Regions from separate parts of the Homo sapiens genome. Here region 1 is linked to region 2. The links are chromatin contacts, found by Hi-C or POLR2A ChIA-PET in ENCODE. All regions are on one chromosome and are shown on one strand. Each heading gives the region's core, a stretch centred on a gene start or an enhancer-like site at or near the end of the contact. The rest is flanking DNA. Distances are from core to core; before and after follow the strand shown.

What was found. A loop is a pair of places that touch in the nucleus more often than their neighbours do. ChIA-PET counts read pairs that join two places held with the same protein, here RNA polymerase II (POLR2A). Pooled maps may share reads with other maps.
Region 1: a pooled map shows a loop between it and region 2 (2.9-fold over the local background). The contact joins the promoter of LINC02601 here to the enhancer-like site in region 2. A Hi-C loop is called at or near these places in 3 of 50 pooled maps. POLR2A ChIA-PET finds 5 or more read pairs at or near these places in 2 of 52 experiments (GM12878 and PC-9).

Annotation. Positions count from the first base shown.
Region 1 is chrX:41,274,390-41,277,612 of GRCh38, forward strand. LINC02601 (long intergenic non-protein coding RNA 2601) reads left to right here and starts at 1,350. Exons shown (of 2, transcript NR_135616.1): 1 at 1,350-1,494; 2 at 1,700-2,389. RefSeq lists enhancers at 1,436-1,936, 1,937-2,437 and a silencer at 1,603-1,962.
Region 2 is chrX:41,178,841-41,181,853 of GRCh38, forward strand. All of the region lies in intron 21 of USP9X (ubiquitin specific peptidase 9 X-linked), which reads left to right. Among named protein-coding and RNA genes, the nearest start is that of USP9X, 95 kb to the left of the region's middle. Within about 2 kb of position 1,536, at least 3 of the 41 ENCODE cell types and tissues checked have a DNase peak (open chromatin) inside an H3K27ac peak, as active enhancers do.

The DNA.
Region 1 (3,223 bases), core at 100-2,599, 95 kb after region 2:
GAGGCTGAGGCAGGAGACTCTCTTGAACCCGGGAGGCGGAGGTTGTGGTGAGCCAAGACCATGCCATTGCACTCCAGCCTGGGCAACAAGAGTGAAACTCCGTCTCAAAAAAAAAAATAAAATAAAAATAAATAAATAAATAAAATTAATTAAATGAAAATATATAATGGGGGGGAGTAGGTGAGGATATAGGTGAAAAAAATTGGCCCTACATTGGTAATTTTTTTTTTTAAGACATGGTCTTGCTTTGTTGAAGTGGCAAGGTCACAGCTCACTGCAACCTCCTGGACTCAAGTGATCCTCCCACCTCAGCCTCCTGAGTAGGTGAGACTACAGACACGTGCCACCATGCCCAGCTAATTTTTAAATTGTTTTATAGAGATGGGGGGGCGGTCTCGCTATGTTGCCCAGGCTGGTCTCGAACTCCTGGGCTCAAGTAATCGGCCTGCCTCAGTCTCCCAAAGTGCTGGGATTACAGGTGTGAGCCACCACACCTGGCCTACATTGGTCATTGTTGAAGGTGAGGATTTGTTATCTACTTATCTACTTTTATGTATGTTCGAAATTTCTCATAATAAAAAGTTAAAAAAGCAAAAGAGGGGGTTGGAAAGATTTCATTAGAAAATGTTATACACATGCTTGGTATTTCACACCTTTCCTAATAGTCTGTATTTAATTTTCTTTTTATGTTGCTTTTTGTTTTTAAATTTTTACCTAGTTAACATTTTTTTTTTTTTTTTTTTGAGACGGAGCCTCGCTCTGTCGCCCAGGCTGGAGTGCAGTGGTGTGATCTCGGCTCACTGCAAGCTCCGCCTCCCGGGTTCACGCCATTCTTCCGCTTCAGCCTCCCGGGTAGCTGGGACTACAGGCGCCCGCCACCACGTTCGGCTAATTTTTTGTATTTTTAGTAGAGATAGTCACGTGTTAGCCAGGATGGTCTCGATCTCCTGACCTCGTGATCCGCCCGCCTCGGCCTCCCAAAGTGCTGGGGTTACAGGCGTGAGCCACCGCGCCCGGCCCCTAGTTAACTTTTTTTAAAAATTTCCTCCTTTTCCTTTTTTTCTCTTGAAGTTGAAGCCTTGGAGGTGCTTTTCATTCAGTTACAGAAAGCACCACCCCAGCTTAAAATGTATTTAATTTTATTTACAGGATTACATAATATACGGAAAATGAAATATATGTTTTTCCCACCGGGTCCCATTTTGACTCCCCCAATACCCTCCAGTTCATCCCGGAGTGCTGCAGATATCTATACATTTCCTGGATGTCTCAGGAGGTGAAAAAAAAAAAAAAAAAAAGGCAGGGAGGGAGCCCAACTGACTCTACATCCAGAAACCTCTCTCAAGGCAGCTCGTGCCCCCAGGCAGGATTCCAACAGTGCAGAAGCCCCCAGTCCCCAAGTCCGGGGTGGCAAGGACTTCCAGCCTCCCCGGGGAGCCACCTTGGCCCTCCCTCCCTCCTGCTGGCTGGGTGCCGCGCTGCGGGGCTGCTCAGGTTGGTAACTGTGCAAAGCCGGGGCCCGCCTGCTGGACGATGGGGGTTAGGGGGGTGGGGGTGCTGCGAGGTGCGACAAGGCTCTCCCTCGCTGCAACCACGGAAAAGGCGGATCAGCCTCCATTACAAACCGCTGTAGGAGGGGCCAGAAGCTTGGCCTGGCCAGACCGGGCCGTCGTTGAATCCCTGCATCCATCTTGCCCAGGTTCCCTGCTGAGTCCCCCGCTGGGCTGTGATCGTTGCGGATTTAAACACCACACTGTGGAAGCGGAGATGGCCCCGCGTGCACCGCTGAAGTGAAGGGGCTCGTGGCAAATGATGCGGGGGGACAGCGGCCAGAGCAGACCCCGGCGGGGTGGCCCGCCCGGGAGGTGGCTGAGGGTCCCCGGCTGCGGGGTGAGGGGCGGGACCGGGAGGCACACCCTCCGTGATCGCCACCAGAGGCCGCCTGGAACCCGAGTTTCAACCTCCCGGGGATCCTGTCCCGCTTCCCAGCGATGTTTGCCATGACTGCTGCGAGTTCTCCGACCTCGAGGCCACTCTCCTTTCCTTCCAAGGACGCCCAGAACCCGCGGAGGGAGGAGGGGGTGAGGGAGGAGGGAGAGAGGAGGCAGGAGGGAGGGAGGAAGGTGGCGGGGAGAAGAAGAGAGGGAGGGAGGAAAAGGAAGGAACTGCGTTGGCCTGTCGCCTCCGCACTGTAAGATTCTGGCACCCAGGGTCCCGGCCCCCTCTCCTGGGGCCAAACGTTCCGGTTCCCGATGCCAGGCTGCAGAAAAAATGAGCACACTGAACACGTGGACTAGCACATAAATAAGGTTATTACCTCCTTTTTATTTTTTGCACACTAATTAATAAACTACTGCAACGGAAAAAGAGAAAGCAGGCAGAATGCAAACAGCCTCTCGGTGGCTCTGTTATGTAGGAGGGAGGTATGGAGGCTGCTTGGTGGTCAAAGAATTCCTCCAATGCCCGCTCCAAAGCGGAGCCCTGCAACGGCCTTAAATCAAAAGGAAAGCGGGTGTCAGCAGCAAGCACAGAAAGTGGGGCCTAGTTCAGCCAGGAGCTAACACAATATTCCTGCTGGGGTGGGGATGGGGGCACGACTATTACAAAACTAGGGCCCCCTGAAAGCGCCCTGCCCCACCCAACACACACATTCACTTCCTTGTAGGTTTGCGCTGCAGGCAGCTTCCGTTGAACCATACCCGGACCTCCACCCACCATGACCAGAGCTGCTGGGGCTGGGAGCAGGCACCTGCCCCAAGCACTGGGCCACCAGCGTCCCCTTGCCCAGGAATTTAGGATTGGGGTACAGAAAGGGAAAACAGTGTCTATGGAAAGCGGGAGATCATCCTGTGTAAACAGGGGAGCTGGGGAGAGAGAGGCCACAGGGATTCTGCCTTCCGCCTCACTGCAGCATCCTCCCAGCATCTGTAACCATCCCTGTCTTCCGGTTCCCGAGGCACCCATGACCTATAACGTCCTTCTGGGGCTCAGTGAGCTAGAAACTTCTGTTACTTGCACCCAGCAGAGTTCTAAATAATATGCCCTCAAAACCAAGTTTGCTTTCTCATTTTACTTTTTTTTTTTTTAAATAGACTTTATTTTTTTCGAGCAGTTTTAGGTTCACAGCAAAACTGAGAGGAAGGTGCAGAGATTTCCCATATTCCTCGCTGCCCCTGCACAAGCACAACCTCCCCCCAGCAGCATCCCCCTCCAGATGAGCCTG
Region 2 (3,013 bases), core at 286-2,785:
CTGGTCTTACATTTAAGTTTTTAACCCATCTTGAGTTTATTTTTACATATGATGAATAATAGGGGTTTAGTTTCATTTTTCTGCATATGTATATTCTGTTTTTGCAACACCATTTTTATTCAAGAGATTGCCTTTTCCCCCAATGTGTGTTCTTGGCACCTTTGTTGAAAATCAGTTGTTTCTGATTATGTGGATTTATTTCTGGGTTCTCTATTCTGTTCAATTGATCTGTGTCTATTTTTGTGTCAATACCATGCTGTTTTGGTTACTATTGCTCTATAGTAAATTTTGAAGTCAAGTAGCTGATGCCTTCAGCTTTGTTCTTCTTACTCAAGATTGATTCGGCTATTTGGAGTCTTTTGTAGTTCCATATGAATTTTAGGAGTGTTTTTTGTATTTTTTTGTTTTACCTTGCAGATTCACCTCAAAGGATGTTTTTTCTATTTCTGTGAAGAATATAATTGGTATTTTAATAGAGATTGCATCAATCTGTAGATTGCTTTGGGTAATATGGACATTTTAACAATATTTGTTCTTCCAACCCATGAACATAGAATATTTTTCCATTTATTTGTGTCCTGTGTTCGTTCTTTCATCAGTTTTTTTTGTAGTGATCTTTCTCCTCCTTGCTTAAATTTATTCCTAGGCATCTTATATTTTTGTAGCTATTGTGAGATAACTTTCTTGATTTCTCTTTCAGATAGTTTGCTATTGGCAAATGGAAACACTACTTAGTTTTGTATATTGATTTTTGTATCCTGCAGTTAACTAACACAGGTTCACGCTTGTACCAGTCCAGCTTCCTAGTCATCTTCCATTCCGTATTTGTATCTCTACAGCAATGAGAAATCTGAAACCTGAGGGAGTTGGAAAGGCTTCTTAATCAGTCTTCAGCCTCTGTCTTTAGGCCTTCGAATCATTTGTGCCTTCCCAAGTGTTTGTTGTTTTCATACCCTTGGCTTTTCTCAGATTTAGTGGGGCATTAATTTATAGGCACCCTCTTCTCCTTGCCTTCACAACAACTAAACCAACTTCACAACTTCAGCTAAACCAACTATCTATCCCCATCTTCACTACACCGTCAGTAATTTGTTGACAGCTGTTTAATGTGTTGCTTCCCCTTCTGTTTTTATGTTCTTTTGAGTTTATGTATTTTTATATTCATTCATTCTCATTTTAGTGGGGTTTGGGGATGAAGTACTGATAAATATAGTGCAGTACACCATATTTAGTTGACATAATTTTTAAAGCTGTCTTCTGCTTTTATTACCTCCATTTTCTAAATTAAACACCTTGTTGGGCTTCTCATCTTGCTTTGCAATTATTATGGGACAGAAGCATTTCACATTAGATTCTTAGCTAAGGCTTCTCTCAAAAGATATATTTCATTCTTGTCTGTTACATCGTTTAGAATTTACATAGTTTCATTTGTTAGTATTTCAGTAATAGTCCTTGCAGTGCTTTACTGCAGATTCAACCTTCACAACATACTGTAAAAACACAAACCCACCACTGAATCCTTGATCTTGTGATTGGCGCTTAATGCCACCAGATGGCGAGCATGAGCTCTTGTCAGACAGTTAAGGCAAGAAACTTGAAGTGGGTGCTTTCTTCATGTTTTATATAATGAAACTAGAATACCTAAATTTGAAACAGCCAGCTTTTGAAAAAGCTGGTAATGGTTGTATTGCAGCAGAAAATCATAGGCTTTGGACTCAAATGGACTTGAGTTCCAATCCTGCTTCTAATTGCTACTCTATGGCGTTAAACATAAGTTTCATAGTTTATTAGAGCTTCCTTATCCTTAGAACTGGGATAATGATAACTTTTTTGTGTAATTGCAGGGATTAAATGAAACAATGTATGGAAAACCCCTAGCCTAGGGACTGGCACTTAGTATTCATTAAACATTAAACCACTCTCTGTCACTTCCTTTTCTTAGAGCTCCTGCTTCCTTTCTTATTTAAGAGTTTGTGTCTAAAACGTGGTAATACAATCTTTTGTAAAAGTCTGTTGTAAGCTCTTAGCACTGATAAACTCAACTTAAACCACACATCATCTCTATAAGGTATAGTTAATGACTAGGAAAAAAGCTAATGATTCTCTCTTTCCCCTCCATTTAAAATACATCCAAGAGTGCACAAATGCTAAATGATCACCCAAATGTTACACTTCTTTTCATTCTGAATCTTTGCCTGAAGCCAAGTGCCCATGTTATGATTTGCTGTTAAACTTAAAACTTCTGCAGTCCTCTCTATATGTAATACCATCTTTTGTAAAAGTCTGTTGTAAGCTCTTAGCACTGATAAACCACACAACATACCTATAAGGAAATTATTAATTTTATCTGTATTTTAAAGACGGAGAAACTGAAGCACAGAGAGATTGTTAATTCACCTGGGACACATAGCTTAAATGCTATTTCTCATTTCTTTTTTTTTTTTTTTTTTTTTAAAGAGAGAGGGCCTTACTCTGTGTCCCAGGCTAGAGTGCAGCAGCATGATCCTAGCTCACTGTAACCTCAAACTCCTGGCCTCAAGTGAGGCTCCTGCCTAAGAGTAGCTAGGACTACAGGTACACACCACCACACCTGACTTTTTTTTTTTTTTTTTTTTTTTTTTTTTGAGATACAGAGTCTCACACTGTCGCCCAGGCTGCAATGCAGTGGCGCAGTCTCTGCTTACTGCAGCCTGTGCCTTCTGGGTTCAAGTGATTCTCCTGCCTCAGCCTCCCGAGTAGCTGGGATTACAGATGGACGCCACCACGCCCAGCTAATTTTTGTATTTTTTGTAGAGATGGGGTTTCACCATGTTGGTCAGGCTAGTCTTGAACTCCTGACCTCAAGTGATCCGCCCACCTCCGCCTCCCTGAGTGCTGGGATTACAGGCATGAGCCACTGCGCCCGGCCCACACCTGGCTTATTTTGAAAATTTTTTTGTAGTGATGGGGGTCTTGCTGTGTTACGCAGGCTGGTTTTGACCTGGGCTCCAGTGATCCTCCCATCTTGGCTTCC